Linked DNA regions of Homo sapiens: regions 1, 2 and 3 are each linked to region 4. Evidence: chromatin contacts called from ENCODE Hi-C or POLR2A ChIA-PET data. All regions are on one chromosome and are shown on one strand. Each heading gives the region's core, a stretch centred on a gene start or an enhancer-like site at or near the end of the contact. The rest is flanking DNA. Distances are from core to core; before and after follow the strand shown. Region 1 holds the start of MAN2A2 (mannosidase alpha class 2A member 2). Region 2 holds the start of PEX11A (peroxisomal biogenesis factor 11 alpha). Region 3 holds the start of TICRR (TOPBP1 interacting checkpoint and replication regulator). Region 4 holds the start of GDPGP1 (GDP-D-glucose phosphorylase 1).

The links. Hi-C counts contacts between places; a loop is a spot of excess contacts on that map. ChIA-PET counts read pairs that join two places held with the same protein, here RNA polymerase II (POLR2A). Pooled maps may share reads with other maps.
Region 1: a map of CD8-positive, alpha-beta T cell shows a loop between it and region 4 (31-fold over the local background). The contact joins the promoter of MAN2A2 here to the promoter of GDPGP1 in region 4. A Hi-C loop is called at or near these places in 1 of 168 maps with a recorded cell type or tissue (CD8-positive, alpha-beta T cell) and 8 of 50 pooled maps. POLR2A ChIA-PET finds 5 or more read pairs at or near these places in 6 of 52 experiments (CD4-positive, alpha-beta memory T cell, K562, T-cell and 3 more).
Region 2: a pooled map shows a loop between it and region 4 (4-fold over the local background). The contact joins the promoter of PEX11A here to the promoter of GDPGP1 in region 4. A Hi-C loop is called at or near these places in 3 of 50 pooled maps. POLR2A ChIA-PET finds 5 or more read pairs at or near these places in 2 of 52 experiments (HEK293 and activated CD4-positive, alpha-beta T cell).
Region 3: a map of CD14-positive monocyte shows a loop between it and region 4 (5-fold over the local background). The contact joins the promoter of TICRR here to the promoter of GDPGP1 in region 4. A Hi-C loop is called at or near these places in 1 of 168 maps with a recorded cell type or tissue (CD14-positive monocyte), 1 of 37 single-sample maps with no recorded cell type and 7 of 50 pooled maps. POLR2A ChIA-PET finds 5 or more read pairs at or near these places in 2 of 52 experiments (WTC11 and endothelial cell of umbilical vein).

The regions. Positions count from the first base shown.
Region 1 is chr15:90,901,904-90,904,603 of GRCh38, reverse strand. MAN2A2 (mannosidase alpha class 2A member 2) reads right to left here and starts at 1,302. Exons shown (of 23, transcript NM_006122.4): 1 at 1,172-1,302; 2 at 265-414. The coding sequence starts at 396. RefSeq lists enhancers at 312-371, 2,212-2,261 and silencers at 1,322-1,751, 1,772-2,041.
Region 2 is chr15:89,689,384-89,692,083 of GRCh38, reverse strand. PEX11A (peroxisomal biogenesis factor 11 alpha) reads left to right here and starts at 1,330. Exons shown (of 3, transcript NM_003847.3): 1 at 1,330-1,507. The coding sequence starts at 1,452. WDR93 (WD repeat domain 93) reads right to left here and starts at 1,273. Exons shown (of 17, transcript NM_020212.2): 1 at 1,227-1,273. RefSeq lists an enhancer at 1,406-1,495.
Region 3 is chr15:89,574,151-89,576,850 of GRCh38, reverse strand. It overlaps TICRR (TOPBP1 interacting checkpoint and replication regulator), which reads right to left and starts at 1,382. Exons shown (of 22, transcript NM_152259.4): 1 at 611-1,382. The coding sequence starts at 1,264. RefSeq lists an enhancer at 455-983 and a silencer at 1,105-1,394.
Region 4 is chr15:90,232,926-90,235,625 of GRCh38, reverse strand. It overlaps GDPGP1 (GDP-D-glucose phosphorylase 1), which reads right to left and starts at 1,417. Exons shown (of 4, transcript NM_001013657.3): 1 at 1,334-1,417; 2 at 1,030-1,104. CIB1 (calcium and integrin binding 1) reads left to right here and starts at 1,685. Exons shown (of 7, transcript NM_006384.4): 1 at 1,685-1,791; 2 at 1,923-1,957. The coding sequence starts at 1,741. RefSeq lists silencers at 1,283-1,722, 1,743-2,192.

The DNA.
Region 1 (2,700 bases), core at 53-2,552, 670 kb before region 4:
AAAAAAAAAAGAAAGAAAAGAATTCAGGAGAACAGAGTGACAATACTCATTGCCATTGACATTTTTTCTTCCTTCCTTCTTTTCGCCATCACTGTTTTTAGCTGAGGGTTTCTACAAAACCTGACTATTGGGAAGGAAGGCTCCTGTCCTGTACTGACATTACCCTCCAGCGGGGGGTGGGAGGGGAGGCGGCGGGGTGGGAGGTGCATACCCTGAGCCCAGGTGACTTGTATACAAAGAAATTAGCAACCAGGCACGACTCACCCGGGGGAAGTTCCCACCATTCTGGTGTCGGGTGGGATCGTGTTGCACTCGGTCCAGCATGAGGTAGAGCGAGAAGACTGCCACACAGAAGATGGCAGCCCCACACACTGTCACCTGCTTTTTCAGCTTCATACTGGCCTCCACACACACCTGGCAGGAAGGACACCATCTGTAGCTCCAACATGCAAAATGCCCGTGGCAGTCTTTCCACCAAATACCCCAGTGAGTTCCTGAGGGCTGTTCCAAAGGAACACCCATTTGCCTGGCTCCAAGTAGCACAAGCAGCACATCTGAGGCTGGCCCACCTGGTCCTGGTAGCAGCTCTGCCGCTAGGGTGGAGAGGACGCTCTCCTTTGGCTGGTGCTATGAAAAACGGGCCCAGGATAAGAGTCCCAGCTCCGACTGGAGCGCACCACACAAGCTCCTGATTACACAGCTTCCCTGCCTAGATAGGAGGTGCCTGTTCAGGCTCCTCGGCCATGTGCTTCTAGTTTCAGGTGAATAAGCTAGTCTCTATTTTGTTTGATTTAAAAGTTTAGCCAGAACCCAAAGAGACTGATAGGAAAGCCTTTCTCAGTGCCCTTTCGGGTCAAACTGGCACTCACCAGAAACAGTGCCTGGCACGATCCTTTCTCAGAAACACAGAATGAGTTTCTTTCTAATAAAGAAGAAAGATGCTTGTGTTTCTAGCATAAAGCAAGCCCTGTGTGTTCTCCCTGTTTCTCTACTGTTCACTGCAGTGGGAAACTTCCAGCCGCGGTTTGCAGAGCACTTAGGGGACCCCTAGGAAGCCTGCAGTGACGCCGAAGGCCCCCTGGGAAGGGAGAGACGGGGCCCAGTGCTCAGCTGCGAGGCAACTTCAGGGGACCCGTGCCCCCCGCCGCCACCGCCCTCGGGCTCCGCTTGCCTGCTCAGGAGGAAGGAGGACGCTAACTGCGGAGCCGAGCGTGGGCGGGACCGCGCTCCGGAGTCTGCTCCGCGGGCCCTGGGGCCGAGGAGCTTTGTCGCCTCTGCGTTGTGCCCTACTTAGCGCGATCTGATTCTGCTCGGGAGCTTCCGGGCAATATTTTCAGCCCTTAGAGACTGGGTCTAGGCCAATGTGGGTGGAGCTGGGGAGAGAGTTGGATCACAGAGGGCAGGCACCTGCCGCCAGGTCTCTGGCCGCCCGCCCGGCTCCCTCCCCACCCGCTCCGACTTCGTCGGCCCCGGGGACCGCAGAGACAGGCGCCAGGTACGGGCCTCAGGCAGCCTCCTGTCCCTTCCTGGCCCCTCTGACGCCGCAGTGGCGCTCGCACTCCCGCCGCCCGAGCCCGGCCTCTGTCGGGGCAGCCGGAGCCCTCCCGCGCGCGCACCCGGCCCGTTACCGTCAGCGCCCGGCCTCCGCGCCGCTCCGGGCCCAGTCGGCCGAGCTGCCGGCTCTCACACGCCCGGGGACGGCGGCCCGCGTGCAGGCAGCGACGCAGGCGAAGGCGGGCGCCCGCCCACCCGTAGCCCCCTGCTCCGCGCGCCGCTGCCGCGCTCCCGCTGGGCCCCGGGCCGCCGGCGCGCTCCGCTGCGCCGGCCCCGCGCGGGTCCGCCAGCCTCTGAAGCTGCCGGGCCCAGCAGCGTGCGGGGCGGGGACAGCCGCGCCGCCCGCCCCGGCCTGCGTGTGCCCGGCGGAGCTGACAGGAGCTCTGGCCGCCGCGGTCCCCGCCCGGCTCCTCCCGGGCCCGCTCCGCTGGGCTGCAGTGCGCAGCCGCACCAGCCCGGGCCGGGCCTGGCCAGCTGCGGAACCTCAGGAGGGACGCGCGACTGAATTTTTTCGGAATCCTACTTGAGTAAGCGCATGATCGGGCAGTGGTCGAAACGCCCGCCTCCGTCTCGGCAGACGCGTAGCGGGGTGCGTTCTCCGCGGCCTCACCCGGCTCCGGCCCAGGTAGCCTTAGGTCTCTGTCGTTGCGCCCCTCGGGCAAAGGGGTGCTGCCTCCTGTCGGTACAGCGCATTCCTCGAGTCCCTTTCCTTTCCGTGCCTGCTCTATGTTTCCTGCCAGCGAGTGAACAAGACACAGACTTTTCTTGGCTGTTTCCCTTTTACTGGGCATCTAGGTTGTTTACAGTTTTTCAGTGTAATCCATACTGCAATGAACATCTCCATGAATTCCACATTTTTGTTCTTTTTAAGTTATATATAACATTATCTGAATGTGACCCCCCAAATTCATGTTCAAATCCTAATCCCTCAAGGTGATGATGGTATTAGGAGATGGGCCTTTGGGGGTGAACAGAGTTTGAAGGGAGAGCTCTCATGAATGGGATTAGTGCCGGTATCAAATGACCCCGAGAGTCGGCCCCTTCAACCACGTGAGAACACAGCTAGAAGGCACTATCTGTGCACCACAGGCAGGCCCTCACCCGACACTGAATCCGCTTATGCCTTATCATGGACTTTCCAGCCTC
Region 2 (2,700 bases), core at 81-2,580, 540 kb after region 4:
GGCAGGGAATGCAGGTGGGCACCAGAAACCAGAAAAGAAAGGGAAGTGGGAAAAGACTGGGAGCCATTTCTCCCCACACTGCCATATTCCAGCTGTGTTTCCAGGTATTCTAAGGAGTCTAGGGATTCTGAAGATGAACCTGGCCTTCTACATCATTATGAGGGTCTATTTGTCAATGTAGGAAAACAGACTATATTTTACTTTACAATTTGTTGCTTGATTTATAACTAAAATATTTAAACATACGGTGTGCTGGACTCCATTTGTACTCTTACCCAGGGCCTGCAAATGTTAGGAGCTGGCCTGACCAAGGGAATAAAGATTACGAAAATGTTCACCTTATTTTATTTTATTTTATTTTTTTGAGACAGCGTCTCGCTCTGTCGCCCAGGCTGGAAAGCAGTGGCACAATCTCGGCTCACTGCCACCTCCGCCTCCTGGGTTCCAGCGATTCTCCTGCCTCAGCCTCCCGAGTAGCTGGGATTACAGGCGCCCACCACCACGCCCGGCTACTTTTTTTGTATTTTTAGTAGAGACGGGGTTTCACCCTGTTGGCCAGGCTGGTCTCCAACTCCTGATCGCAGGTGATCCGCCCACCTCGGCTCCCAAAGTGTTGGGATTACAGGCGTAAGCCACAGCACCGGCCGACCTTATTTTGTGGTTATAGAGGGTACATTTTATAAAATTACTGCCACGGAGTGGGTAAGGCTCCTTTTCTTCAAGCCGCACAGAACGAATGTTCAGCGGTGCAATTTCATTGCAATCTATTTTTGCTTCACTTTGCTCATAATGACTCTTTTAGGATTTCCTCAGGTAACAATCTTCTTTCAATGTTCAATAATCCAAGCAGAACATTTTCTCACTTCATCCGCCTCCCATGCTAGGTTCACACTGTGAAATTGGCTTATCTCTGACCTAACCACTTCCTTCACCAGACATAGAGCTGGTGTAGCTCAAGGGAAAGAGGCACGGCGCTGGGAAATGATTAGGCCCCACCGTCCCAAGCAAGAGCTCAGGGGAGTTCTGAGGCTGGAGAGACCATTCGGGATATCACCCCGGGTTCCTGAGAACCTGAGATCTGCGGGGAGGCGTCAGGCATCCGGAAACGCCCGAGTCTGGGGAGACGGACCCCCTCAGACTTTCCTCTAGGAGACTCTACAGGTAAAGGGGAGTCCTGGGACTCGAGGGGAGCCCCGGCATCCAAAGGTAAGATCAGTTTTGCTCACCTGGCCGGGCGGCGTTGCGTCGCCTTGGTAACCACAACTTCCGGCTTGAACCGGAAGTCCGCGAAGTTGCTCTACAGAAAGTGTGCCCGCCCCCTCTGGGGCGGAGAGACTCAGCCCCTCCCCCTCAGCGGATAACCTGGGACTGACCGTTCCCTGGGGATCCGACGGGCCCCAGAGGACCCACGCCTGAGCCCCGTGCGACTCGTGGCCTTTGGGCTAGAAGCCATGGACGCCTTCACCCGCTTCACCAACCAGACCCAGGGCCGGGACCGACTCTTCAGGTGAGTCAGGTGCCAGCGGCCTCCGCCCCTTTCTCGCCCTAACTCGGCTCCCGTGCCTATTCCCCTGCACCCGGGAAAAAGGAGGTGATAGCCTAGTAGATGGAAGCAGGAAGGACGTTGCCAGCTCCTACGGAGGGAGTTTAGTATCCGAGCCCCTCCTTACCCTAAATTCAACGTGAGTGGGCCCAACGCACCCGCGTCCCGTCCTAGCCCCGTGCACGAAAGCCCCAGTGCCTGGCACCCTAGCCGCCTCGAGACCGCCGACGACGGGACACCGGCTGACAGATCCTCCTCCCCTCCTAACTTTGCTCTCCGGGCACAGAAAGATTGGTTCTCTCCACTCAACATTCTTCCGAGGGATCTCCTTTAAAGAGAAACTTTGGATTAGTATTTGTGGCTAGGGAAGCAAACCACTTGGTGTGACTTCAAATATCTCTCTTTTTTTTTTCTTTTGAGACGGAGTCTCGCTCTGTCGCCCAGGCAGTGGCGCGGTCTCGGCCCACTGCAACCTCTGCCTCCCGGGTTCAAGCGATTCTCCTGCCTCAGCCTCCTGAGTAGCTGGGATTACAGGCGTGCACTACCACGCCCGGCTACTTTTTGTATTTTTAGTAGAGACGGGGGTTTCGCCATGTTGGCCAGGCTGGTCTCGAACTCCTGACCTCAGGTGATCTGTCCACCTCGGCTTCCCAAAGTGCTGGGATTACAGGTGCGAGCCACCGCGCCCGGTCTCAAATACCTCTTGAAATGTTTGAGGAGAGACAGAAGTTCTCTTCCATTATTACCCAGGCTGTATCATTGAGATACTGCATGTGGAATAGTTTTGTAAATTGTAAAACAAAATATAGCGGGGATGAGACCACACCAACTGGATTGGGGGGAAATACAGTGGGGAGAAGCTCAGAAAGAACTAACTGCACCTCTAAGGTTCATGCTGTGCTACTGAAAATATTAAACAGAGATTGTGTCTCTTTTTCTTTTGGTTCCATAAGAAACGAAAAGAACTGAGAGATTGTATCTTTAATACGAATACAGTACTAGTTCATGATGTTTTAGAGATTTGGTTGATTCTTGCTTAATGAAAAAATATTTACAGTTGCAGTTTTATTTAACAGCTCTGCATTCTCTTCTGGGTGTGCAAGTGCTGATACAAACAGATCAATTAGAATGGCCCCAATAATGAGGCTTTTGGAAGC
Region 3 (2,700 bases), core at 133-2,632, 660 kb after region 4:
ATATATATATATATATATATATATATATACACACACACATACACACACACCCCTGGGTATTGTGTTAAAACCTGCTGCTTGCCTCTGAGGTATTTTTAGACTAGATGGAGGGTGAGAGATGTGCATAATCAAAACATATGGAGAAATGGTTAAGTGCCACACAAAATGTGTATGGCAATTCAGACGCTGGACTGAGCAGTTGTCACTGGGAGAAGAAGCCTTAAAGGGTAAGTGAAGTTAAGACTGGCCTGGAAGAGTGAGAACTGGCATTCCAGGCAGATTGAACAACACACATAACACAAAACAAGCAGTCCAGACCTGTTGATTTTCTGGACTGGACTTCAATATGCTAGAGTAGATGTAGTGTGTAGGAAAATCAAGTCTGGGAAGGCAGGTAGGGCCCAAATTGTGAGGGGTCTTAAACAGTAGGTAGTGAGGAACTACCCATTTTGTTGTGAAAACTGTTCCTATTTATTTGTTTCCTTCCGAAGGGACGCATAGTCATATTAGTCTCATTCGGGGTCTGTGGCTGTTCTAAGGACGCTGCCAAGTTCTGGTTAGCAAGGAAAGCACCGTGCACGCCATCTGAGACGACAGTAACCTTCCTTACCTTAGACCATTCGGTGGTATCCACCCAGTAGAAGGTGATTTTTCGGGCGACCATGACTTCCCGGACTCTCTTGGGCAACAACTTCTCCATCACCTGCTTAGGGGTGGGCGGCAGGCGCTGGGCCTGGGCCTCGCACCCAGACACGAACTGCAGCAGCTCCCTCTGCGAGTGCGGACAGGGGGCCAGGAGGAAGACGGCGTTCACCAAGCCCCCGAGCGCGGCCTCGGCCTCCTTGGCCTCGCTCTCCACGTCCAGCAGTCTCCTCCCGCTGCTCCGCAGGATCGGCTTCGTGGGCGACGTGATCTCGGGCCGGTCCCACTGGTAGTCTAGCAGCGTCTCCATCAGGGCGCCGTGCGTGTGGGTGGCCCTGGGCGCCGGGCCGGGCAGGTGGGCGCGATCCTCGAGCCTGGCCTCCAGCTCCTCCTCAAAGTCCTCCCACGAGCGGGACCCCAGCTCGCGGAAGTCAGACACGCGGGACGGCCGGCTCCGCGCCCCCTGCGAGTCAAAGAACTTGAAGGCCCAGTGGACCCTGGCCAGGCCGAATCGGCAACTCAGATAGGTGAGGAGGCGCAGGGCGGCCCGCCGGACCCGGCTGTGGCGGGCGGCGCCGCCCGCGGTGTCCAGCAGCAGCATTACTTTGTGACAGCATGCCATATCGGCCGTGCCGCCGCCCCGGGGCCCCGGTCCGGGCCCGCGCCACCGTCCCTTAGTCCCTTCCTTCAGGGAAACAGCACCACTCACTGCTTTCCTTTGGGACCCTGGTCGAAAGGCTCCCGCGCTCTCCAGGAACTGCTGCTATTGGGGGAGCTAGTTTCCAAGGTTTGCTCCTATTGGCTGCTTGCCTTACGTAAGTTACGAGAGCAACTTCCATTTTTGGCGGTGATTGGAGGGGCAGTGGAGAAAACTTCAGTCTGATTGGTGGAGGGAGTGACGGTGGGCGGGTCTCTGTGGTCCGAGAGAAGCTTAGCATTCATTGGCCTGGGCCTTCGTTTTAAATTTTAAAGAGGTGGTGCCTCGGGGGCGTGTCGAGAAGTTTCGCCATTGGAAAGAGGCCAGCGTTTGTGCGCAGTCGTGAGTGCGGACTGCGGGGCCACGTTTCCCAAGACCGAGGAAAACTTAGTGCCGGGAGGGAATTTGGGATGGTTTGAATCGAACTTGTTGAAATCCCTGTGGACCGCCTAGGAAGTAGAATCTGACGACTACGGCTTTTTCTGTAATTTAAAAAATTTTATTAAAAATTAAAGGTTCACTCCCTTTGCCCCAGTAACTTCTAGGAGTTTATCTGCAGAAGGTAATCGGAGAGCCAGATAAAAGACGTCTGTACATCTTAGAGTTTATTTAACATCAGAAAAAATGGAAACAGTTTGGGAATGGTTAAATAAGGTATGGTACACGCCCAAGGGGAGCATCGTGCAGCTCCTTTTTTTTTTTTTTTTTTTTTTTTTTTTTTTTTGAAACGGAGTCTCGCTCTGTCTCCTAGGCTGGAGTGCATTGACACGATCTTGGCTCACTGCAACCTCCACCTCCCGGGTTCAAGCGATCCTCCTGCCTCAGCCTCCTGAATAGGACTACAGGCGCACGCCACCACCCCAGACTAATTTTTGTATTTTTAGTAAAGACGGAGTTTCACCATGTTGGCCAGGCTGGTCTCAAACTCCTGACCTTGTGATCCACCCGACTTGGCCTCCCAAAGTGCTGGGATTACAGGCGTGAGCCACCAAGCCCGGCCTAGTGCAGCTTCTTAAAATAGTGTTTTATTATGTAATGTTAGGTTTTAAAAGTGGACTGCAAGCAGCACCTGCAGTGAATTCCCTAAATTTTCTATCTACATGTATATATAGATAGAAATCACATGTAGATTTGCATTACAGATAGAAATTATATATCGCTATATAGATAGAATACATAGAATTATATATAGATAGGCCGGGCACGGTGGCTCACGCCTGTAATCCCAGCACTTTGGGAGGCCGAGGCGGGCGAATCACCAGGTCAGGAGATCGAGACCATCCTGGCTAACACAGTGAAACCCTGTCTCTACTAAAAAAAAAAAAACAAAACAAAAAAAAAAGGAATTATATATAGATAGA
Region 4 (2,700 bases), core at 168-2,667:
ACTGCACTCCAGCCTAGGCGACACAGCGAGACTCTGTCTCAAAAAAAAAGAGAAAAATGATCAGGTTGGGATGGGCCTATACCCTAGTTATTTTTTTTTATTTTTATTTTTTGAGACAGAGTCTCACTCTGTTGCCCAGGCTGGACTGCAGTGGCACAATCTCCGCTCACTGCAACCTCCAGCTCCCAGGTTTAACCATGTCTGGCTAATTTTTGTATTTTTAGTAGAGATGGGGTTTTGCCATGTTGGCCATGCTGGTCTTGAACTCCTGGCCTCAAATGATCCGCCTGCTTCAGCCTCCCAAAGTGCTGAGATTACAGGCATGAGCCACCGCGCCTGGCCTTGAATATTTCTACAATGATGGAATGTACCTGTTAATACAGTGTGTCTTATCAAACACATGCTGCCAAGGAGAGCACTGGGTATTCTTCCAGTGTAAAGTAGATTCCTAGGCAGTCTAGGGAGTCAGGAAAGGCTTCCCTGAGGATGAGATGGAAGAGGGACTGAGGGCCCAAAGTGGCTGAAAGACAGAGAGCCAATAGGAGGAAGTCCAGTTACAGAGGGCCAGGATTTGGGTTTTTAACCATTTAATGGTTATAAACTGAGACTAACATACTCAGATTTAGACTTTACAAAGATCAGCAAGTATAATGGATTGGAAGGATCAAGAATTAATCCCAGCCTGACCAACACAACCTCCACTTCCTCCTCCCAGCAGTTTGGAATCCTTACCTTTTGCAATAGTATACGTTCATTCATTTATTATGCATTCGATAATATTTACTGAGAGCCTACTATGTGCCAAACATTATCCTAGAGGTTAAGAGGGGACAAGAGCAAAGGGTCAGCAGTCTAGGGGTGAGATGGAGTCAAAAGGACGGCAGGTCAGCTGGAATGATGAGAACAGCAGTGGAGAGCCTTTAAAAGTGCCTTGGACTGGACCGATTACCTTCTAAATGCCGGCGCCCGGAAAAATCACTAACACCCTTTGGACTTACGTATTTCCATCTTTGTAAAATGGGAACCTACCTCGCAAGGGATGTTGCAACAATCGAAGAAAACTATGCACAATGCTTGACATCCAGTGGGTCCTCAGTAAATAGCCTAAGAAGGAAGCAAGGTTATGGTTACTTCTGGAAGAGGTGGCTTGGGGGCTGCGACAGGTGCAGCGATTGCCTGATGATAACATCTAGAAAAGCCCTTGCTGGGCAGAGGGGCAGCCGACGACCCCCGCCACTCAGCGAGTCTCCAGGTTTCCCGGAAACGCTAGCTCCAGTGACTTCTCAGATGCCCCTATGGGACCCCACCCAGGGCTGCCGCCGCCACCACCTACTGCAGCCGAAGCGGATGCACCTCGCGACTTTCCCCGCAGCCGCTGCCGGGGCCACAGCGAGGTCATGACGCCCGTGACGCATACGCAGCCAGCACGCACGCGCGCGGCGTGGCCCGCCCCCCCCTCCCACCCCGGAGGCGGGGCCGTGAGTCCCGGGCTCCGCCCCGGAGCGTCGGGCCCCTCCCCGGGCCCCGCCTCCAGCTCGCCTAGGACCGCTTGGAGCCGGCAGCTCGCCTGCCAAACCCGGCTGGGAACGCCTGGCAGCTTTTAGGAGGGGGCGGGCCCGGGGGTGGTGGCCCCAGGAGCGGTTGCCGCGGGGACCGGGCAGTGACGCGGCCCAAGGGCGGAAGTGAGAAAGTTGTCTGCGTCTCGAGGCGAGTTGGCGGAGCTGTGCGCGCGGCGGGGCGATGGGGGGCTCGGGCAGTCGCCTGTCCAAGGAGCTGCTGGCCGAGTACCAGGTGCGCGGGACGCCTGGCCCTGGGGAGCTCGCGTGCGGGCCTCTTCTCGGGAGCAGGGTCCGGGAGCTGGCTGCGGGGCGGCCGCGGCCTCCCAGCGGTCCGCTAATCCCCGCTCTGGCTTTGCCTTCCAGGACTTGACGTTCCTGACGAAGCAGGAGATCCTCCTGTAAGTGCTGCCTTGAACCCTGCCTCCGACCCCGGGATCCTCTAGAGACAGCTTCGGGGGCGCTGTCCCGAGGGAGGGGCGGGGGCTGGCCTGAGGTCTGCAGAGGAGCGGGAGCTGGAGGCCGGGAGACCTAGCCCGGGCTGCGCCCTCCTCCCGGCACGCCCTCCCCGCCCTCGCCTGAGGCCCCAGCGTGGCACCGCGGAGCCACCTTACAGCCTCCAGGAAAAGTTAGGCGCTCTTTGACCCTGGGCTCCACTAGCTTCAGCACTGCCGAACTTCCTGCCCCAGTCCGGCAGGGGCCGACCTTGCCCAGTGGCTAAACCACAGAAGCCTTGGGGAGCCCGGCTCCTTCTCCCAACTTTACCTGAATAATACAGTAACCGTTATCGCTTTCTGAGCACTCACCATGTGCCAGGGACTGTGCTAAATGGTTGCCTGCGTTACCTAATTTAATCTTTAGGAGAGAGGTACTGGACAATGAAACAGGTTCAGAAAGGTTTGGTAACTGCTTAAGACAACACTCTGAGTAAGTAGATTTGAACTTGGGCTGGAAGCCCTTTTGCCGGATTTATGCAGGCCAGGTTCCTGTGGCAAAGATAAGCTCATGGGAAGGAGGTGGAGGCCGAGGAGGACAGTTCAGTGTGGTTGCTAAAAAGGAGGCTTTGAGGGTAAGAGATCCCTGGAGTGAAGGTGAGAATGAGATTTTTGGTTTTGCTCTTTTCTCCGTTTTTTTTTTTTTGAGA